Regions from separate parts of the Homo sapiens genome. Here region 1 is linked to region 2. A link is an interaction called in ENCODE POLR2A ChIA-PET data of the cell type or tissue named here. Cell type or tissue: GM12878. All regions are shown on one strand. Each heading gives the region's core, and the rest is flanking DNA. Links, peaks and the distances in the headings are about the cores only. Region 1 overlaps MIR3681HG (MIR3681 host gene). Region 2 overlaps HPCAL1 (hippocalcin like 1).

Evidence for each region. Peaks named below come from ENCODE experiments on the same cell type or tissue, not always from the same donor. Only the 100,000 strongest peaks of a DNase experiment are listed, where the experiment ranks them.
Region 1: POLR2A ChIA-PET joins it to region 2 with 5 read pairs; 1 of 35 experiments calls an interaction of 5 or more read pairs at or near these places.

What each region holds. Positions count from the first base shown.
Region 1 is chr2:12,287,208-12,299,213 of GRCh38, reverse strand. The region is part of intron 3 of MIR3681HG (MIR3681 host gene); the gene reads right to left. Among named protein-coding and RNA genes, the nearest start is that of MIR3681, 94 kb to the right of the region's middle. In GM12878, for the core only: no CTCF peak of the experiment used is centred there; a DNase peak (open chromatin) is centred at 5,123; H3K27ac peaks cover 395 bases.
Region 2 is chr2:10,373,968-10,385,973 of GRCh38, reverse strand. All of the region lies in intron 1 of HPCAL1 (hippocalcin like 1), which reads right to left. Among named protein-coding and RNA genes, the nearest start is that of SNORA80B, 67 kb to the left of the region's middle. RefSeq lists enhancers at 2,372-3,025, 3,026-3,681, 11,508-12,006. In GM12878, for the core only: no CTCF peak of the experiment used is centred there; a DNase peak (open chromatin) is centred at 7,594.

The DNA.
Region 1 (12,006 bases), core at 3,719-6,218, 1.9 Mb before region 2:
GTTCATTTGTCAGGGATGCCATCTCCCCGACACCATGTGCTCTAGACACTGCTCACCCTCAAAGTCACTAACAGATTATTCTTTACTTAAGTATAGTTATGATTACGGTGACCTCCTACTCAAAACTACTCTAGCCTTCCTTTTGCCTAGCAAATCTCCATTTCTTGACTTACCACCAAGACTCTTCCATATGTGTCCTCAATCGTGCCAGTCAGCCTCATTTCCCACCACCGATTTTCATACCCCATTTCCATCAAACCATTCTCACTCTAGTTTCTGTACATTTTCTCCCTGTTTCCTTAACTAGGAATACCATTCATCATATACTGCAGTTGCCATTTTTTTCTGCAAAGCATTCCCTCAGCCTTCTCTTTGACTCTTCAAGGGAACTTATTTGAAACCCTTTTATGATAACAATCACTTTCTGCCTTAGATTATGCTCATCTATGCACATATCTTATTTTTTCTAATAGACCCTGAGTCCTCAAAAACTAGGATTTGTATTATTTTTAACCCTCCAGAGGCCTAGTCCTTTATTTGACCTAATTTGTAATTCAGTAAAAGGAAATGAATAAATTAAGGACAGTCTGGTTTTAATTATTATATAAAAATAGGTCCAACAAAAACATCACTCTAGAGTCCATAGAAGTGGATGATCAGGACTTAAAAGCAGATCGCACACTGTTCTAGCTGGGAAAATATGCTGGAATAGTGAAACTACTATTTAAATGGAAAGTGTCTAATGGTTTTTGCCATGGAAGTTTGCATATTTATGTTAACTGCAAAGATAAAGAGAATACGAGCACATATGTGGTGGTGAATTGCTAGATTAAGAAATACAGAGACCATCCTTCAAGAAAACCATGAGGCTGGTGGGGGCTGATGAGACTCTTGACACTTTGTGAAAAACTTCCAAATAATGCAGTGTAGGCTGCAAGCACTGACATACAACTGATGTCTGATTCAGAAACAACAACTAATAATAAGATCTAAGAGTTAATGATTACTCTCTATGTGCTCAGAAACTTCTATGATTTATGCATGTCTAATTAGTACCTAATTTTCACCTTAAAATAATCCTATGAGTTGGATAAAATCTGAAACATAGAGAATCTCACTAACTTTCCCAAGATTGGTGGTCTTTCTATTTAATGTACCAATACTCTAAGTTGAATCCTTTCTTCATATTAGATTGAGAGAAATTTCCTTTTTCCCTTTGGAACTTAAGAAAGAGAATTATCACTGTCTAGTCCAGTGGTCCTCAAGTTGTAATTAATGGCCCCATAGAAAGGAGAAAAGGATTCTGAAACTCAAAGACACTGTATTATTGGACAGACCTAAGCACTGACGTAAACATCTCTATTTGTATTTTCTTTATTTTCCTTATAATTTGAACTTCTGACTGAGAGTTTATTGAAAGAAAATATCCTCCCACCTTAAAAAACTATTTCATTAGTTTCATCAAAACTATTTCATTATCTATTAGTAGATGCCTTACCTTTGTAAAGCTCCATTTGAAAAGCTATGTGCTGATAAACTGCTTATAATAGAGCCAAGAACACAAAACATGCTCTGTAAAGGTTAACTATAGATACAATTATCATCATCGTCTTCATTATTTCATTTGCTATGTCTCTCAGAATTCTTATTTGCATCCCCTGTGAGCTTAATATGACCATCTTCATGTAACAAATGTGAAAGCATAGCATTAAGGTGTTAATGATTTATTTATAAGGTCACAAAGCCAATAAGTAAAGGGATTAAACTTTCCATTGCTCTTAGGGTCAACATCAAGTTCTCAACAAGATGCACATGACCTCGTGCTGTCTGACTGTTCTCCATACCTTCAGCCTCAACTCACCCCGCTCTCTAGTATTCACTCCCCCACACCATCTGCACTCTGGTAATGGTGGGGAAAGTGCCTGCATGGCCATCTTTGAAGTTCCTCAGGTGTGCTCCTCTCCTCCCACCATAGCACCAACCACACACTTGTCCCTCCTCCTGTAACTGTTCCACAATCCACTCCTTTTCTCCTTGACCCAAGTCAAGTTGAATGACATCATACTTGACTCCAGTCCAAGCCAGGTCCCCTTCTTACACAGTCTCATAAAACTGGATACTTCTCCTTCCTAGTGCTTGTCTCAGTGTGTAATTACATGCTTATTATGTATGACTATTTGACTGATGTCTGAATTTTCCAATAGTTGATTATCTTCATGAAGACAGTGCTCATTATATCTCCAGATTCTTGGTACACATAGGCAGTAGAAATAATTGCTGAGCAAATATGTAAAGCCCATTGTTTTTCTCACATAGTTCTTTCTTCCCCACAACATTCCTACAATCTAAGGAAGGTTTCAGTTTCTACTTAAAGAGAAAAACTGGAGTTGGCCACTTAGCTTATTAGTATTTTCTCGAAGCTACCATTAGAAAAGGGTTCATCTTGTAAAATTCTTTGAGCTAGGAAGAGGGATGATCTAGGATGTTATCAGCAAACACAAGACCTGAGACTAAAACTGAGCTGTAGACACCTGAATAAGCCCTGCCTGACCTCTTCTGTCTGCATGCTAATATTCACAGATCTGCTGAGGCATTTCTGTGCTTCTCTGCCTGCCTTGATGAGGCTTTCGCTGGGAAAAAAGCCAGCCTCTGCAGCCTTCGGAGCTCCATGTGGTGAACACCAGTTGTCACCATGGGTGACACTAGCCTCAGTTTCTTCTAATCTGTCTGGAGCCCACATTGGCCTCATGGGCTTGAAGGCATCGGCCTCAATGATGGTTTCTCACTGTAGGATGATGGTGAGCGGGCACCACAGGAACCTACACCTGCCTCATTTGTCCCTGCTGGAACTTGCTGCCTTTGTCCCACACCCTGCAGGGCAGCTGAAGCTAGGTGGCCTGTTTCCTACAACAGCACGAGAGGACAGTCCCTGTGCTTGTAGCTTCTGGGGACTCCTCACCCTTGATCACTCCCAGCTCACAATCTCTCAGTGGTCCCTCCATTCCTCTGCCTGCTTTTGCTCACATTTAGACACAATTGTTCTAGAGGAGAATGAGCTCCATCAATCCAAACTACAGACTCAGAATTAGGAGCTTTACAGTTCAGCTCCTCCAGGTGCTTTAACATTTTCTTGGTAGAAAACGATGCCTTTGGCTTGTTTTAAAACCACATTTGCTTCCTTTGCTCAGGTCTCCTTAAGCACCAGGAAATGAAGACAGAAGGGCAGATATAGATACTTATTTTTGAGATTTAGTTCCAGGATTATTATTTCATCTGGGGCTTTCAACAAACTTGCAAGGCAGGCATTTTAATCTCCATTTTATAGATGAAGGAGCAGAAGAATTTCAAGCTATTACAAGTGACGTTTACAAAGGATGTCAGAGACGTAAAGGTTGAAAGACAACAACCTGGCCCACAAATTCTCTCAAATCAACAGAAGCAACAACAATAATAATACAAAGACTTTTTAAAGCCTACCTTTGATATTTGGAAAAATAATCCTTTTTCAAGAACAATATTACAGATTTACCTTCTATATGATGGTTGGTAGCACACATACATATTTTCCCATTTTAACCTTACTCCAACTCTCTGAGACAGAGTTAGAATGTGTAATTGTTTACTACATGTATCTAAGGAAACTGAGGCTTAGAGGAGTTATAGGCAAATACAAGGTCACAAATGTGGCAGTAGAGCTTGATCGTAAACCAGTTCTGCATGGCTTTGTCACAGAAGCTCAACAGGGTAGAGGAGGGAGGAGACAGTGCACCATATGCTTGTCTTGGAGAGGTGGAGTGGGCAACGATCCTTCGAACCAGCTTTTTGTGGAGCCACATATAGCCTGGGAGGTAGTTTTGTTCTAGCTTGACCCTAATGTCATGCCAGATTCTGGGGGGGTAATTCTTATAACTACTTACAAGTCAGCCTGCCTTTTGTTTTTGGTCTAGAGAAATTGGTATAGCATGGGGAGGATGGAGAGAGAGAGAAGGCATGGTAGTTTCCACTTTTGTCCTATACTTCTGATGTTAAACATGAACCTGGATGTTGGAATAAAAAGACTGGTGCCCAGCTCTAGCACTCCAACTAATTACCTGTGTCACCTTGGGCATGCAGCCTCCCTACATCTGTAAAAAGTGAATAAAAGTTCTCACTCACAACTCAAAGTCTGCATTGGAAATTTTGGATGAAGTGAGGGCAAGTCAGCTCTCTTCTCTGGGCCTCAATTTCCCTAAATTTCTCCCCAAAATGGTAAGGCAGACTAGATGATCTCACCCAAGTACCATGCCAGGTGTTTCACACATAGTTACTCATGTCGTTTGCTCAACAAATCTGCACATTCTGTATTATTATCCTCAATTTACAAACAAAGCAATTGAATTCCAGAGTAGTTAAGAAATCTGATCAAAATAGCAAGGCTCAGATGGAGAGCAAAGATTAAAACCCAGGACTAGGAACCCGCTATGTTATCAGACCCACACTTTCAGTTGATAGATTCTCTTCTCTTAGTTGTACAAGGGAGTAGCAATGGTGTTAAAACCAGGCATGGGAGGAGAGACTGTATTAGTGACTACTGATTAAGAAAGAAAAAGAAGAGAGGTCCAAGGAAGCATACTTGCTTCCATTGATGGGACAGTCAGGGCAAGCTGGGAGGGATGGTCATGCTCTTTAGGAGCGATGTCAACCCTGGCCACCTCCCCACTCACCTCCGGTCACTCTGCCACATTAGGTCTCACTTAATCAGGGAAAAATTCTTAGTCCTCTCCATCCCCAAGAGTCAGTTATGTACTCTCCTTCTGTGTTCTCATAGCAGCTTATGCTTATACTTATCACACTATTAAGTGCACTCTTTTTTAATGATCCATTTATTTCTCTTGACTTTTCCCCAAGCTTCAAATGCAGCGAGTGGATTTAATTCATAGTTACAAGTCCAGTGCATGAAATAGCATCTACAGCAACCCATTCCTGGAATAAATGAATGAACATGGAAATTGAGCACGTATTTGCTGCACACTATCAAGATCTTACAGCTCATTCTGTACCTAGATTATGTGTGAAGTCAGTGTTCAGCAGATCAAGATATCTCATAATTTCAGGATCCTAAAAGCTGTGGGAACCACATGAGTTCTTTTCACACAATGACTCATGTTAACCCCAAGTTTCATTTTGAATTCAAAGATTCAAAGCAGAAAACATGCTTCTTGGTTAACTCAAATTTCAACTAGGCCTCAACTGCATATATTTGCATCATTTCCCCCAACTCTTTAGCTCTTCCTTGGTTCAAGACCCTCTTTCTCAACCTTTCCATTTACAGTGCATTTCATAAAAGCATGGTGGTTGTGTAGATAATAAATTGACTCCCCGTTACTTCCCAAAAGCTCTGATATGGAAATCATATGGGTGACTAACTTTCTTCTCCTATATTTAAGATTTTTCTGAATCTACTTGTAAATATTATTGGTCTCTGATCCAAACGATCCATTTGGTACTACAGTAGCTTTTAAGGGGTTTACCCTGGAAATAAGACCCATGACATGACAGACAGCCAAAGCAGCCAACAATGTATTCAGTAATAAACAGTAGGAGTTGACTTTCCAATGTTTCTTTCTTTTTTTTTAAGCCATTTGCAGTTAATATATTTTCTGCAAAACAACTGCAATATAATAATGACTGTCCTTTATTCATTCGACAAACATCTACTGAGTGTCAAACATGCATTAGGTATTGTTATAAAAATTAAAGGTAAAAACAAACGTGAGACTCAGGCTCTGGCCTTGGGGCATCCACTAGAGGAAAGAGGCTTAAACAAAAACAAAAACAAAAAACTACATTAAAATGAGATGAGCACAGTTGTCTCAGAAAATCAATATATACATCTATTAATATAATCTAGAAACCTATTTACTTGTATATAATTATTGCATAAACTGATGATCCTGGAACATTCTGACTAAAGGAAAACTTTGCTTATGAGCATTCAAATTAAATTATTTCAATCATTTTGTTTTAACCCATCAGGACTTTATTGTTGTTGCTGTTAGTTTATTATACAAAAGGAAAAATAAGGCAACAAAAAATTGACCTACGATCCCACCTGTGGATTGCATTCTATTTTTTTTAATTCTTTTTTTTCTTTTTTTTATTATTATACTTTAAGTTCTGGGGTACATGTGCAGAACGTGCAGGTTTGTTACATAGGTATACATATGCCATGGTGGTTTGCTGCACCCATCGGCCTGTCATCTACATTAGGTATTTCTCCTAATGCTATTCTTCCCCTAGCTCCCCACCCCCAACAGGCCCCGATGTGTGATATTACCCTCCCTGTGTCCATGTGTTCTCATTGTTCGACTCCCACTTACGAGTGAGAACATGCGGTGTTTGGTTTTCCGTTCTTGTATTAGTTTGCTAAGAATGATGGTTTCCACCTTTATCCATGTCCCTGCAAAGGACATGAACTCATCTTTTTTATGGATGCATAGTATTCCATGGTATATATGTGCCACATTTTCTTTATCCAGTCTATCATTGATAGGCATTTGGGTTGGTTGCAAGTCTTTGCTATTGTAAATAGTGCCACAATAAACATACGTGTGCATGTCTTTATAGTAGAATGATTTGTAATCCTTTGGGTATAACCCAATAACGGGATTTCTGGGTCAAATGGTTATTTCTAGTTCTAGATTCTTGAGGAATCGCCGCACTGTCTTCCACAAAGGTTGAACTAATTTATACTCCCACCAACAGTGTAAAAGAGAACCAGCAAATTAAGAATGCAATCCAACACTGTTGGTGGGATTGCATTCTTTGTTTGCTGGTTCTCATTTAAGATCTAGCGATCTGTGCCAGAGGAGAGTTGCTCTAATGGCTGGGCAGTGCTTATAGCTCTTTTACTTTTAGAAGGAAACAAGAGACAAAGAAAGCTGGGGAATTCTATAGAAAGTTCTACTTCTAGTTTCAATCCTAATTCTCTCTCCAAACCAAATTGAGAATCAGAAAAATTTACAGGAAAATGGTACCTGAGAGATTATTTCTTCCAATCTCTTCTTGTACTGATGAAGGACTCTAATGCTCAGAGAGAGGCAATATTATGGCCCAGATGAGACAGTGATGCTGGTGGGGGAAGCCCCATATGGAGAGGGGCAAACTCACGTCTTTTCTCATGGTTGTTTTTGTTGTTGTTGTTTTGTTTTGTTTTGTTTTGTTTTGTTGAGACAGGGTCTTGTTCTGTCACTCAGGCTGGAGTGCAGTGGCATGATCATAGCTCACTGCAGCTTCAACCTCCCAGGCTCAATTGATCCTCCCACCTCAGGCTTAGAAGTTGGCTGGGATTTCAGGTGCATGCCACCATGCCAGCTAATTTTTGCATTTTTTGGAGAGATGAGGTTTTGCCGTGTTTCCCAGGCTGTTCTCATGTCTTTTGTCCAAAGAAGAAAAACAAAAATGATAGAGACAATTTAGATGTGATGGGTATATACTTCTGATTGGGTCATAGAAAAATATTTTGGGTGTTTTATTTGAAAGCTGAAAAATAATGGATGAAGTTGCCTAGATCATGAAGAAAATGGGTTAAGCAAATTTGAACTTACTCCCTTCTATTTTTAAATCTCTCAAAAAGAGCACACTACGGAGCACTAGATCTAGATACTAAACTGTATACCAGTCATTTCTACCTGCAGATTTCACAGTCATATCCATCATATCCCAATCTTAGTCATTATCTCCATCTCACATTGCCATGAGACCACATCTCTTCTCAGGGAATGGAACCACTACCTGTCCAATGACCAAGCCAGAAATCTTGAATTCATCTTGGTCTCTTTCTCCAGCATCTTTCATATCAATCTAGTTTGAAGGGCAGTCTACTTTCCAAGTGAGAATTATATCATACAGAGAATTGGAATCAGAAGAAGAACGCATAACTATATTGCTCATATCCCAGAACAGAATGCCTTTCTACAATTTTATGTTGCCTTTTTCTTTTGACTTATTCCACTCATAACAACCATTCCCATCAAGCAATGGGATCTAACCCAGGTCCATGGCAGTTTTCAGAGAACACTAAAGCTACAAAAACAAAACACAGACATGCACAAGGAAATGGGCACCATGATGACAGCCAGCCAAAGCGGCAAACGATGTATTAAATACTGTGAAGTATTCAGACACTAAAATGCATAGGAGGAGTATAAGTGTTTACATATATGCTAGAATAAAACAGGGAATCTCTTAGGATTAAGAGATTATAAAAAAAATGACCAGGCATATTTGAAAAACAACTAAATAATTTTTCTAGAAATCAACACTGAAACATTCAAAGTGAGTTGACCACTGGATATAAATAAGCTGAAGGTTGAATATTTATGATGCAGCACAGCAAAACAAACTACTGTAAACTATCAAATAAATACTGAGAGACAGAGAATGAGGGAGATGCAACATAAAGAAAATCAGAGTTTGGGGAGGTTTGCATTGAAAAAGGGGACGAGGCAAAGTTTGAAGTCACAGTGACAAATTTTTCAAGACTGATAAAACATGGAGTCTTCTGAATTCAGGCAGCCCAACTCAACATACCTCAAATAGAATACATTTAAATTATCTAGACATAGTCTCATGAAACCAAAACCCACTGAAGACAAAGAGAATTCAAAAGCATCAGAAAGAAAGAGCAGATTCGCTACTAAGGAAAGGTAATTGTACCGACAGTAACTCACTACATCGGCAATGGAAACGAGAAGACAAGGAAGTAGTGTCTTCAAACCATTAAGAGACAATAACTGTCAGCAAAATATCTTTCAAGAATAAGAGCAAAATTTTAAGACCTAATATAAGCAAGCCTAATAATGTTTACTATCCACATATACACGCTAAACAAATTCAAAAATATGGTCTTCAGAAAGAAAGAAAATAACCCAAGAAGGAAGGTCTTAGAAGGAAGAAGAAATAGTGATCAAAAACAATAATGTAGGAGCCAGGAGCGGTGGCCCATGCCTGTAATCCTAGCACTTTGGGAGGCTGAGGCAGTCAGATCATCTGAGGTCAGGAGTTCGAGACCAGCCTGGCCAACATGTTGAAACCCCGTCTCTACTAAAAATACAAAAATTTTCTAGGAGTGGTGACACACGTCTGTAGTCCCAGACACTCAGGAGGCTGAGGCAGGAGAATTGCTTAAATCCGGGATTGCGCCACTGCACTCCAGCCTGGGTGACAAAGCAAGACTCTGTCTCAAAAAAAAAAAAAAAAACAACAACAACAACAAAAACCAATGACATGGGTAAATCTAAACAGATATTGATGGCAAAAACCATAATCATAATAAAAATATCTGATTCATGGGGTTAAAAAAAGAGGAGAAACTAAAATAATCTTGATAATTATACTCAGAAGGGGAATGATGGGAATAAAAAAAAGAGCCTAATATTGTTTAGGAGGAAGGTAAATTAACTTTTTAATGTGCCAATTTAATTATTATAATTTACAGGCTAATTAGTAAATATAGACTGTTTAATTTGCAAATGTTTTAAGTAGAAATGAAATAAATAATTTATTCAAAAAAGGTAAGAAAAAATTTTATTCAAAAAAAAGACAAATAGAACGTAGAAAAAACACACTCAGCAAAATAACTTGAAGCTTATTATAGTGATAATATGAAATACAAAATTTATTAAGGTCTATTTTTAAAATATATAGATATATTCTCAAGAAGAATCTCTCACACAAAACACAAAGATCTATGAAAAGTTCTATGTATATAATATAGTTTTAACATAAGAAAAAGAGAAAGTTAGACTAAGCCCCAACTAGGGAGGCCCCTGAAGTTGCCAAGACTGAGCCTGAGTTCTGCAATTTTTCTGCCAAGTAAGTTTCACTCAGAGAGAGAAACATTCTCATCACCTAAAGCTCTGTGTTCATGGTGATCTGTTCTTCTTCACTGACATCTTAGTGTGAGGCCTCAGGTTTTACCACTATTACAGTTGACCTCACACTGTCTTGAAATGCATTCGATGGTTCATTTCTTCGCAGCAGAAATGTCATTCTTTGCCTTCCCATGCAGATGTCAGCAGTGATGGTTTCTTTTATTATCCCTTGGGAGGCAAAATGGGGCCGCGCTGATCAACTATTTTACCACAATTCAAAATTTGTCAACTCTGTGCCCAGAGACCTCATTTTAGACTGAGAGTCCCTGGTTGTGCCCAAGTTCCAGCTCTGTCCAAGGGTATGGCTAACGTTTCAGGAACAGGGACCCTGAAGCAGGGCCCTGGAAGACCCTTCAGTCAGAAGACCCCATTCTGTCTTGACTCCATCTTTTAATATGCCTGAACTTTCTGAACTGAAGATTTCTGGGGAAAGACAGGTCATCAATGACTGTTCCATCCAATCTCTTAAAAGCCCTGTGAAGTAGGATGTTTTTAAAAATCCTCTGTTTTCCAGGTTAGGAACTGAGGCTTCATTAGGGAAGCCATTTTCCTGAGCTTGCACAGAGAGGGGCTTAAACAGAGCTGACATATGAACCTGAACTTCTGAAGCCAAATTCTTGGTCCCGCTCCTGCATCAAGATGCCCTAAAACGATGTTGGGAAACAAAATGAAACGTGTTCAGAAAATGATCTGAATTTATCCAGCACTGGACAAATATCCATAACTGTTATTGTCCCCCAGTATCTTGTTTGCTACTGATATGAATTCTGCCTAGCATGGTTAATTTATAAGCAAATACACATGCTCTGATTCAAGGAGGGTATTCAAGTAAGCCCTCCTTCCCTCCAACATTAACCTTGAAAAACCAATGTAAACAGGATGACAAGTTTATTGTCCTGACACTGAGCTTCCATTCAAGGCACGGAACTGGGGAGGGGAGCCACCCTTTAAACTTTCTCAGCAGTTTAAGTTTAGGATCTTTGTCTGTTCATAGTTGATGGGGGAGAGAAAAGAGAATCTATGGTCTCAAGGCGTTTGTGGTGGGGGCTGCCACCAGAGATGAGAAAGGATAAGAATGTGTTCTTGGAAGGCTGAGATGAGGTCACCTTCATCAGATAAGCATACTCCCCCAGTCTATGGCCATGTGAGAAGAGGGTCTTTGTTAAGCTTCTTCCCCAGCAACACTTTCTGGATTTATTGATTATCTCCAGCAACCCATTGTTCAATCTATCTGATCCAGACTTGGTAAGCTTTATCCCAAGGGCTAAAAATAAAGGTATAGTCAATTGACTTGAAAGAGAATAGGAAATTGATTTCTTAGAGAAGCATTTCATAAATAGTAATGGGTAACATTTATCAAATGTGTACTTTACTTAAGCCAGGCATTATCTCATTTAATCATTTCTTCTTTTAATCTTTCCAACAGCCTTTTACTAGGTCAAGACTATTGTTATGTGCATTTTATAGCTAATAAAGCAAAAGCCCACAACTTTCTCAAGGTCAAGACTCAAACTCAGGGTTGCCTAATTCAGGGCTGTCTATGCTGTTTATGTCAAGTGTTAGTTGGTGATTACCCAAAAACAAATTCTCATTTGGGTAGGTTAGTGGCTTCCTGGGTTTCGAAAAGACTCCTCTCCCAGGGGTGTGAGGGTGTGGAGCAGCCGGTGCTTGCCTTGCCAGCCTGGAGCTGTGAGCCAGACACCTTCCCAGTCCTCTACCCCAGCTGAGTGACTCTGAAATTTATGTCCTGGGCTCAGTTTGTTTGTTTTCTATGAGGAATGACATGGAAATTGGCTGTAGAACTGAATCATGTCAAAAGTTAAAGAAAGCCGAATGGCTTCAAGCACAAACTTTTGATGGTTTACAAATGGGGAATAAATAGTGAAAGTGAAGAAAAGGGAATACAGAAAAAAAAACCCTTCTGTAATTGGCAGAGACATATAACAGATGAGTAACAGGAAACGCCGGAAGGTAAGGTTCAATGCTTAAAAAGGGAGTATCTCAGGAAAGATCTTTATCATAGAGAACTTTATCATAGTGCTTCCTTTCATTTTGGGTTATGAAAGCTAAAATAAGTAGCCTTGTTTCAAGA
Region 2 (12,006 bases), core at 6,206-8,705:
TCAGTGGCCAGAGGCTTCCCAAACAGGCAGAGCAGGAAGAAAAGCCCCCAGAGAGGAGAGGCTCCGGACACCCCCCGACACGAGGCCGACAAATCAGCAGCCTGGAACCAGGCGTCCAGGGCAGTGGGGGATTAAGCCAAATTCTCCTGCTGAAATCACTTAATCAGGAGCCTACAGAACATGTGGGGGCTCGGCTGCAGATGAAGGAATAAGTCATCTGAAAACAGAAATAAATTATTCATTCCCTGCAAATGAGCAGCCTCTGGGTTCCCACAGCAGCCGTCGCGCCACAAACATCCAAAAGGCTCGGCAAATCCTATTAGTGACACCACGCGGCCAAGCAGACACCGGATTCTGCCATCGTCCATGCAGACAGCTTGCCGTGATCTCCTCTACAGCTTCTCATTCTGCATCCGCAAGTGAAATCAGCCCAGCACATTGGATGAAAAAATCACAGCCCAGCCCGGCCTCCGAGAGAAGCAGCAAGTGTCTGCACCCAAGGAACTTGGATCACCAAGCCTCCCTGCCAGGGAAGCAAGCCTGGAGCAGGTGCTTGCTAGAATGCAGATTCCTGGGCCCTGTCCCACACAACCTCCAGGGGTTCAGCCCTGCATTCCCGACAAGTGACCGGGAGCTGAAGCCACCAGTAGGAAGCACTGGGGTCCTGGAGTCCCCCAGGGACGTAAGCTCGGCAGGCCAGCCTCACGCCACTGGGCAGCCTTAGGTCAGATTCTCAGCCTCTCCAGGCCCAGGGGCTGGGAGGGGCTGATGGGAAGATGGCAAGGACCACCGCACAGCTGCTCACTCACATGCGCACTCAGTGGAGGCCACTCATGGTGGGGTCTTCCTGTCACCTCTATCTTTTTTTTTTTTTTTGAGACGGAGTCTTGCTCTATCGCCAGGCTGGCTCACTGCAACCTTCACCTCCCGGGTTCAAGTGATTCTCCTGCCTCAACCTCCCAAGTAGCTGGGATTACAGGCGTGTGCCACCATGCCCAGCTAATTTTTGTATTTTTAGTAGAGACGGGGTTTCACCATGTTGGCCAGGATGGTCTCCATCTCTTGACCTTGTGATCCACCCACCTCGGCCTCCCAAAGCGTTGGGATTACAGGCATGAGCCACCGCACCCAGCCTGTCGCCTCTATCTTTATTTTCACATCTTTGATTTCAGTCTGCTCAGCTCACTTCACAATCAGAAAGAGAAGTCTTGAGGCTTTCTTTAAAAGTGCCAGCCCCGGCTGCCACTGCACTGTTTACTCTGCCTAGAACACTCCCTAACTCCCCAGTGAACTGCTCTTCCTTCAGACCCCAGCTCAGGGTCCCTCCCTAGGGAAGCCCCTGAAACTCCCAGCTGCTGGCTTTCATAGCACTGAGCACCTCCCCTTCATCCACTCTGCCACCGAGATTCCACTTTTCTGGGATTTGCAGATTAGCATCTGTAGCCCCATGGGGGAGGGGGCCTTGCCCCAGTGCCCAGCACAGCACCGTGCACCAAGCAAGCATGGCAGTTTGTGGAGGGCAGTAGTGAGTGTGAGCGAGGGGACACCACAGATGGTAACCTGGGCTCTCCTCTCTCCCCAGGGTGGGTGCCCAAAACCCTTCCCTCCAGACATCCCACGGGGATGTGTGGAGGGTGTTCTCTCCCTCCACCCCTCTCCTCCCACAAGGGGTATTTTGCAAGAACACCACTGGCAGCCCCATCCACTCCTAGTGAGGGGAAGCAGCTCATCTGATGTGACTGAAGAAAGAAATGACCTTCCTGCCGGGCCGCCACCTCCCTCACCTTGTCCCCACCCTGAGGGAGGAGGTCTGGGGTTGTTCTTTTGTCTGCCTAGGATTGGGAAGTTTATTTTAAAGGGTGGGGCAAGTATTAGGATGCTGATTCTTGCCATGGAGCCAGCTTACCAATCCAGAGCCACCAGCAAAAGGTGTGTGTGTGTGTGGGTGTGTGTGTGTACGCGATGTATATGCATGTGTAATTATATGTACACACATATAATTTAGTGACTTCAACCTGAGTGATTTTCCCGGGTACATTTGGCAATGTCTGGAGATATTTTTGGTTATTACAACTGGGGAGTTGAGGGGACATGCCTACCAGCATCTTATGGGTAGGGCCAAGGATACTGCTCAATACCCCACAATGCACAGGACAGCCCCCCCTTCCCCGCACACACCAAAGAATTATGCTTCTCCAAATGGCAACAGTGCTGAGGTGAGGAGACTCGACAAATATATTCCCCTACTGGTCACCTCTTAGATTTACCTTTTTTTTCTTTTCTTTTCTTTTTTTTTTGAGAAAGGGTCTCACTCAGGGCTGGGTGGCTCACACTTGTAATCCCAGCACTTTGGCAGGCTGAAGTGGGCAGATCACTTGAGGCCAGGAGTTTGAGACCAGCCTGGCCAACATAGTGAAACCCAGTCTCTACTAAAAATACAAAAATTAGCTGGGTGTGGTGGCAGGTGCCTGTAATCGCAGCTACTTGGCAGGCTGAGGCAAAAGAATTGCTTAAACTTGGGAGGTGGAGGTTGCAGTGAGCCGAGATCGTGCCACTGCACTCCAGCCTGGGCAACAGAGCAAGATGCGGTCTGAAAAAAAAGGGGGGTGGGTCTCACTCTGTCACCCAGGCTGGAGCACAGTGGCGCGATCTTGGCTCACTGCAGCCTCAACCTCTTGGGCTCAAGTGATCCTCCTACCTCAGCCTCCTGAGTAGCTGGGACCACAGGCACATGACACCACGCCAGGCTAGTTTTGTTTACTTTTGTAGAGAGGAGGTCTTACTATGTTGCCCAGGCTGGTCAGGACTCCTGGGCTCAAGCAGTCCTCCTGCCTCAGCTTCCCAAAGTGCTGGGATGACAGGCATGAGCCGCCGCGCCCAGCCAGATTCACCTTTTGACTAGTTGCAGACTCTAATGGTAAGGGGTTGCAGATTAAACCACGCCTCATTCCCAGAGGAGGAGTCAAAGGTGCTGCAGGGTGTCCCGCACACCACTGCCCTGGAGAGTGGTGCACAAGCGAGCCGCCACTCCCCTCCTGTTCTTAAACAGGAAGGAGCTCGAGGAAACGCAGCTTCAAGTGCTCAGGAAAAGGGCTGAGTGCCCTGTGGTGTGGCTGGGCAGAAACAGGAAGGTGTGCAGCCTTCACGGCTGGTTTGCTGTGGAGAGCACACTCCCACACTCAGCAGCTGCAGCCGGGCACAGGAGGTCTTCACTGGGTCCCACACGGGAGCAGGGAGGGGGTGGTGCATGCGGCTTCTCATCCAGAACCTCATAGAGCTGTTTGGTTCCTGCCTCTACTCTAGCTGACTTGCTTGGGATGCGTGGCCCTCCACGCAGTGCTTTGCATGTGGTCATTTCCCTTTTTTTTTTTTTTTTTTTTAATTAATGAACTTTATTTTTTAGAGCTGTTTAGTTCACAGCAAAATCGCGTGGAAAGCACAGAGTTCTCTACATACCTCCTGCCCTCCCTACTACCAGGGTGGCTGTTTGTTACAACGGATGAACCCGCCTTGTCTCTTCACACGTCATTATCACCCAAGTCCGTAGGTTACATTAGGACTCACTGCTGGTGCTGTATATTCTATGGGTTTTGACAACTGTGCAATGACATGGCTCCCCCACTACAGTATCACACAGAGCAGTTTCACTGCCTTAAAAATGCCCTGTGCTCTGCCTGCTCATCCCTCCCTCCCTCCTAACCCGTAGGAACCACTGATCTGTTTATTATCTCCATCGCTTTGCCTTTCCTAGGATATCATAGAGTTGCAATCCTCCATAGGCATAGCCTTTTCAGATTGGCTTCTCTCACCTACTCATATGCAGATGAGTTCCCCCATGTCTTTTCATGGCTTGCTAGCTCATTTCTTCTTAGTGCTGTGGAATAATATTCCATTGTCTGGATGCACCACAGCTAATTTATCCATTCACCTGCTGAAGGACACCTTCGCTGCCTCCAAGTTCCAGCTGTTATGAATAATCGTGAATAAAGTCGCTATGAACACCCATGTGCAGGTTTTTGTGTGGACATAAGTTTTTTTAACTCCTCTGGGTAAATATCAAGGAGCATGATTGTTGGATCACAGGGTAAAAGTGTGTTTAGCTTTCTAAGGATTTGTCAAACTGTCTTCCAAGGTGGCTGTACTGTTTTGCGTTCCCACCAGCAGTGAGTGAGGCTTCCTGTGGCTTCACATCCTCCCTCGCATTTGGTGCTGAGTGTCCTGGATTTGGGCCATTCTCATCGGTGTTTGCTTTGATTTACAATTCCCTGACAGCCATTTGTTTTTAAGCCACATTACTTTAAGATCACACAGGACCAATCTTTACTGTGAACCAAAGTCTCAAAATTGCCATCAGGGATCCCAAATGACATGATGCTCTGGCGGCGCAGAGCACCTGGGCAGGAGGTGATATAAAGGGAGGATACCCCAAGTTGCCCAGAAGACAGGCTGACAAACATTGTCCCTGTAGTCCTGCCTGATGTGACAACGCCCTGTCTACACTGGAACACGAACATCTCCACGCAGTGCGCATTACAGTCCAGAAGGAGCGTCGCATCCACTTTGTCACTTAATGCCTGGAAACCCAGACCTGAGGTGGGAGGAAACTTGCTGGAGCCACACAGCGGGAAGGGAGAGTCAAGGTCCCTGTGCAGAGCTTTGGCTGGGGCTCAGCAGAGCCACGTCTCTGTTGTTCAAAGCACAACGTAACATCCTTGTGGAATCTTTAAGGAGCTTAGATGCCTCCTTGCTTAGACTAAGGGCCTATCTGGTATTTCACAGATACATGCATCTCCTGGGTGGTGCCCACCTCAGGGGCACCTGCACACCTCAGACCGGGCCATCAGGCATCCTGGGGCCCCACTCTGCTCACCAGCCCCCATGAGAACTCCGGGGCTGCCTCTGTCCTGCACAAGCACTGATCCAGAGGTCCCAGGCCATCAAGATCCCCAGCGGTTCCCACACTTGAACTTTCTTATCAGGGTGGTGGGCTGGTCTTCAAGCTGGAATAGAAGTCTCATTTAGGCACTCTTTCGCTTATTCAAAACATTCTTAATTGGACTCCTACTATGTGCCAGTCACCATCCTAAGATGCAGCAGAGAACAAGAATGATTCCTGTTTTCAAGGAACCCGCAGTGTGATAAGTGCCCAGGAGATTTTGCGGCCAATGATATGTGCCATAGGTGAGTGAGTGCAGGATGCCAGGGGAGTCCGCAGAAGGGCCTCCAGCCCCACCTGGAATCTGGGAAGGCTTCCCAGAGGAGGTGACATCTAAACAGAGACTTGAAGAGTGAATAATAGTCATGCAGAGAGAAAGAGAAAATGGGGAGGGGTGGGTTGTAGGGAGCAACCCTGCTAGGGACTTTACAAGAAGCTACACCCAGACAGAAGTAGCTCAGCCCTGCAGGAAGGTGGCCCTCTGTGGACACACCATGGAGGCCAGTGGGTGATGGCAGTCAGCACCCCCAGCTTTCTAGGCCTGAATGGATCACAGCTGGGGAGGCCTTTGGCCCAGAGCCAGAAGGCTTGTCCCAGCAGACTGGTCTGGCTGGAAAAATCCCAATTCAACAACACAAGCAGCGCACACCCACCCACACCCCTGCCCCAGCAGACCCTACATAAATAGTCCCCAGATCTCGTGGGCCCTGGTGTGCCCACTAAGATGGGGGCTGAGCCCAGGGGACATACATGTGGCTTATTTGCCAACCTGCCCACACACTTCCTCACTACCCCAGAGCACAGAAGCTGCTGTCTCCAGACCAAGCAAACCTTGCACACTTCTGACTGAGAGCTGCATTTGTTTTTCTTAATTGCGAATCTACTGTGGCCAAGGGAAAAGCCGCCCAACAATTGCACAACACACTCAGTCTGCAGCTCTGAGACGCAGGTACTCGTGCAATTAAATCTGTGCAGAGCTTTTCTGAAGTGGTTCTAATTCCTGCCTGGACCTCCAGATGGACTCAGGTCAGGAATCCACCTTCCCTAACAAGAGGGCATGCCTGACTTGGGGGAGCTTTGTCCAAAGTATTCATGGTTGGGCCACATCTGATTCCAGTTGAGGGGGGCTGCAGTATAGCCAGCATGGACAGACTAAGAAAGAGCCACTGGTTCTGAGTGTGCGCTCAAGCCTCTTCAATGCTATTGTCTCCCAAACCTATACTCTCATGAATGGACGACTCTATACTTAAACCAGAGTGCAAAGCCTGCCTTTAACCCTGTGAAATTTTATCTTATTTTCAGCTCATCTTTTCAAGCGACCAGAGCCTCTGGAATTTAATAGCATTCCAGTTTTGCACCCTTAGCCAATCTGATGTACATACCAGGGCTGATAAAGCAGATGGGGGAACTGCTGGCATGGTTAAGGCAAAGCCTATTGAGAGACATCCAGTGGTCATGGTCATCCCATCACTCAAGGCCTTGGAGGCCGGGCCATCGGACCATCTGCGCAGCTATCTAACTGTACCACTGCTCAGCTCCCATTGCAGAAGGGTCAGCCACGGCCATAGCTCCTGCTCATAGCCCAGCCCAGCCCACCAAGAAAAGGAGCCAGGCCTGTCCACTCCCACATCCATCCACCCTCAGGAGCCCCATGGGCCACACCCATGGGGTGTCACAAACACTTTCCCTCCAAAGTAACTTCCACAAGCAACACCTCGCTCATCCTCACAATTTTTCTGGGAAACCAGTTGTGAGGGACATTTACAAGCAGAAAGAGGGAGGCACGGGTTTTTGGAAAGCTGCAAGGCTGGACTTCAAATGTAGTCTTCGGAATCACGCACTGGCCCAGGTGGACAAATTTTTATATTTTTAGTAGAGATGGGGGTTTCACCATGTTGGCCAGGCTGGTCTCGAACTCCTGACCTCAAGTGATCTGCCCGTCTTGGCCTCACAAAGTGCTGGGATTACAGGTAGGAGCGACCGCACCCGACCGCAAATATTTTTAATGATACAGGAAATGAATGATATTGTCTTAAGTGGAAAGAAAAAGCGGGACCTGAAACAAATACATAGCATGACTCAATTACAGCATGAGTCTGTCCGCCTCGCTGTAAATGAATACTGACCAGAAGAAATGGACCCATATGTCTGCTGTGATGATCTCTGAATTGTAGGATTATGCATTATAATTGTTTCTGTATTTTCCACATTTTCTACCGTGAGGATTTAACATCTATAACCAGCTCAGGTGCCCAGCAAACAGCAGCCTCTCTCCAGTTCCTCCCTGGAACATGCAATGTGGTCATGGACTGAACGGCTGTGCCCTCTCCTCAAATGTGTACCCAGGCGCCCTAACCCCGAGGGCGATGGTGGTAGGGGGTGGGGCCTTTGGAAAGTAATTAGGTTGCGGTGAGGTCAGGAGAGTGAGGCCCCCATGATGGTATTAGTGTCCTTGTAAGAAGAGGAAGAGACTATAGTTTGCTCTCATTCCACAGGAGGACACAGAGAAAAAAGCCACCTGCAAAGCAGGAAGAGCCCTCCCCAGAACCTGACAATGCGGACGCCCTGATCTAGACCTCCCGCCTCCAGAGCTGAGTATGTGTCTGCATTTAGGCGGCCCGGTCCATGGAGCTTTGTTATGGCAGCAGGTGAGAGCTGAGGCAAGCACCCTCCTTTATCGGGACAGGAAGTAAAACTAACAGCTGCAACCAAATCTGTCTGGCCCTGCACAAGCCTTGGAAATATTAACTGTGTGTGCAAACGAGTCCCACACCTCCCTTCAAAGCAGTAAAAAAAAAAAAAAAAAAAAAAAAACATGAAACCACCTTTCTCTACTTTTTCTTGGGCAAGTAGCTGCAGAATCCTGACTCTGCAAGACGGCAGAGAATTCAGATGCTGGCACCATCCTTAGGGTCCCGCCATGTCCTAAACCCCATCAAGAACCTTAAACCCAGACAAGTTACCCCAGAAGAGCCAGTGTCATCCCATCCTCCAATGTCCAGCCTGTCGTGAGGTCACAGGACTGGAAATTACCGCCTTGGTCAATTAAGGCCTTCAGTCCAAAGTCGAAACGCCTCCCCGCCTCACCCGTGCCCTCAACCAGCATCTTCGCCGCCTCCTTGCACTCTCTGAAATGCCCTCCCTGTGCCTGCCCCGTCCCCTTGGTGGCTTGCCGCCCTTGAATACCCTCCCCCGTGCCTGGCCCCCCTCGGTGGCTCACCACCCTGGGGATGGGGATGGGGATTCTGGTGTCCCTTTATGTTTCTGTGTTCACTGTTCACACTGGACTCAGTTCCTCAAGAGAACACCCTCATAACCTTTTGTATCTTGGTGCCCGGCCAGGGTCTGCCCTCAGAGTGCATGCTCAGCCAGGGCTGCTCAGGAGGTGCCAGTGTGGGGAGGTGGGCAGGACACGGGAGCCAGGGGGAGGAGGGGGCTGCCGAGAGCTGGCAGGGGGCTTCAGAGGTGGCAGGGGCCCTGCCGACAGAGGGTGGAAGAGTGTGTGCGGGCAGACAGTGCGTGAAAGGACAGGGATGGGGGTGTGGTCGTGACACTCAGATGGCAGCAGGTGGGCACAGCAGGTGCCCGCGGCGAGTGAGAGTTGTTGACTGTACTGGTGTCCACAGAGTTGAGCAGCCGGCAGAATGCCAGTTACCTTTGCAAGCACTGTTCAGACACCTTTCCAGGTAAAGCACTGCTGGTGTGAAGCAGTGGAAAGGTGCAGCCTGGGGCCTGGCTCGGGGGCAGGGTTGCATTTGCTGCGGCTCCACTCAGCCGCCTTCCACCTGCCATTCGGGGCGGCGCGGCCTGCGTGGCAGCCTCCTCACACCTCTCAACAGCGCTTTCTAGAAGGATGCAGCCTCACTATTGAACAGCAGGATGTTCATTAAAGAAGTTAACGGTGCACACCCAGGAACAGAGTACTGCCTTCAAATTTGGGCCACAAGGGATGATTTTAATAACACAGGACAACATATCTGATTAATACAATACAGTATGTATTGTATTACATACATGTATTGTACTACACACAATACAATACGGTATGTATTGTACTACACACAATACAATACGGTATGTATTGTACTACACACAATACAATACGGTATGTATTGTACTACACACAATACAATACGCTATGTATTGTACTACACACAATACAATACGCTATGTATTGTACTACACACAATACAATACGGTATGTATTGTATTATATACTGTTACAATACAGTATGTAAAAATGTTCTGTTTATGGCAAACTTAAATAAAATATGCATTTTGTGACAGTCAAGAGATATAAAGGCTGGGGGCAGTGGCTCACACCTGTAATCCCAGCACTTTGGGAAGCCGAGGCGGGCAGATCACTTGAGATCAGGAGTTCAAGACCAGTCTGGCTAACATGGTAAAGCCCCATCTCTACTAAAAAATACAAAAATTAACCAGGTGTGGTGATGCACGCCTGTAATCCCAGCTACTTGGGAGGCTGAGGCAGGAGGATTGCTTGAACCCAGGAAGTGGAAGTTGCAGTGAGCCGAGATTGTGCCACTGCACTGCAGCTTGGGTGAGTGAGACCCAATCTCAAAAAAAAAAAAGAGGGATTTTTTTTGTAAAGTCAAGTTTATTAAGGTATACTTTACACACAATTAAGTTCATCCTTTTAGGTGTACAGGTCACTAAGTTTTGACAAATGTGTAACCATCAACATAACAATTTCAGCACAAGACTGAAATCTTTTAAAATTATGTTAATAAATGGCTATGGCTAATGTGTTAGTCTGTTTGCATTATTACAAAGGAGTACCTGAGACTGGGGAATTTATAAAGAAAAGTGTCTTAATTGGCTCACAGTTCTGCAGCCTGTACAGGAAGCGTGGTGCCAGCATCTGCTTCTGGTGTAGCTTACGATCATGGTGGGAGGCGATGGGGAGCCAATGTGTCACATGGCAAGAGTGGGAACAAAAGAATAGGGAGGTGACACACTCTTTTAATCGACCAAATTGCTCACTCATCACCAGGGGGATGGCCCAAGCCATTCATGAGGAATCTGCCCCCCTGATCCAATCAACTCCCACCAGACCCCTCCTGCAATGCTGGGGATCACATTTCAACATGGACTTGGAGGGGACACGCATCCAAACCACATCAGCTACTATAATTATTTATTGTCTCCGCAGCTACTCTCTTGAATTATGTCATTAATTTGAGAGTTTGTCAATCGATTCCTTCGGGCCGTAAGGGAGCCAGCACCTGCTGAGTGCCTACCATGCATAAGGGGCTGTCATGGGGCTGTGTTTGGTTTCACTTCTTCCTTCAACTCTCAGAGAAAGGTATGATCCCTGTCCCTGTTGTACAGTGAGGGAACTAAAGTCTGGAAGGTAAGCACCCTGTCCCAGGTCACACAGCTGCTAACAGGATGATCTGGGCTCAAATTGATGTCAATTCTGACTTCAGAGTTTATGTTAACCCAACACGCCACACTGCAAACAACATCACCGTAATTTGTGTTCTTGGCTAACCACTTTTCTTCAAGCTTCCTAAAGGACACGAAATGGGAGTGGTGGTCGTACCTATGCCCCCTGGCCCCCCTCCCCCACGGCTCTGATGCACAGGGAGCTGTTGCTCCGCAGCTGAGGCCCCCAGGAAAGCCCCGAGTCCTGGGAGGGGCCACTGAGTGTCCAGGTGGGAGGGGCTCCCTCATCAGCCCTGTCCTGCCTGGTGAATTCTAGGTAAGAACAAAGTGTTGCTAAGTGGAAAAAACAAAAAACAAAAACAGGTTGTAAAATAGTAGATATGGAATGATCTCACTTATAGAATTATATCTATAGGAATATGCATCCAGCCAGGGCCTGCTGGGGCAGGGCACACTGTACTCCAAAATGTTACCTCTCCCGACAGGACTGTGGGTGGAAATGCTTTCCTCCCCTTCCCCGCCTCTTTTCTCTTCTGTGACTTTCTAGTATTTCTTCCCTAAAGGCAGCTGACTATGGGAGAGGTCTTCAGCTCCCCTCCAGGCTCCCAGCTCTCTGCCAAGGCCTACTCCTCTGCGGCTGGCCCAAGGAATTCTTCCATGACACGGCCCCCCAACCCATCTCTTCCTCCTTCTGTCCAGTCAGTATTTTAAGGCACCTATTCTCTGGGTGAATAAGGACAAGGGGTCCAGCCCCAGGGAGTTCTCCACTCTGGTGGAGGACACAGCAACAGCCAACATCAGCCAACAACAATCAACAAAAAGGATAAGATTACAGGCAGGGCCACGGCTGAAAGGCAGTGATCAGGGCGCCTCCTCTACGCCGTAGGGTGGAACTGCCGCCTCCACTCTGAGACCTCCCTGCTGGTGCCCAGCTCAACCCCAGGCCCTTTCCAAGAAGCCTTCTCAGAACCACATGCTATAGTTGAATTAAATACGCCCGTGTCTGTCTCCCTGCATTTCTGGAGGGCAAGGTCTGGTTCCACCGCACCTCTTGCCCTGTCCCCCGCATGGGCCCTGCAGACAGGATGCCTCCTGCTGGACCGTCAGCTCCCTGAGGGCAGGCAGGCTCGGTCTCCTTGCATCCTGAAGAGGAACAGCTGTCGCTGTAAACCTTAAAGACCACAGCAAGAACAAGAATGGTCAACACAAAATCTTGTAACGCAGGTGCCAATACTGCAACAAAGCAACCAAAAGCCAGAAGGCTGCACACCACTGTGTGTGACTGTGTGAGAAGGCGACCACCAGTGATTTTTTTTTTTTGCCCTGTATTTTGCCAATTTTCTGATATGTTCTTACATCACTCTTATAATTAAAATAAGTGTTTTATGCAGCCCGTTGTCCCAGGGCTCTGGCGTTCTGCCCCACTGACCTCGAGGACTCAGCTGAGACTGGGGATTCGAGACTCGGGGGACTTAGGATGCCCTGAAGGAAGGAAGGAGCCTGCAGCATCTGGAGCACTGCAGGCAGCAGAAGCAAGAGCCGCTGCCTGTGGGGAAGCAGGCGGGCCGGGCCAGGCCACCCGAGCTCCAGGGCCAGCCAGCCATGAGACTAGGGGACAGAGGACTTGGCCAGGACGGACTTTCCCAGAGGCCCAAAGGATA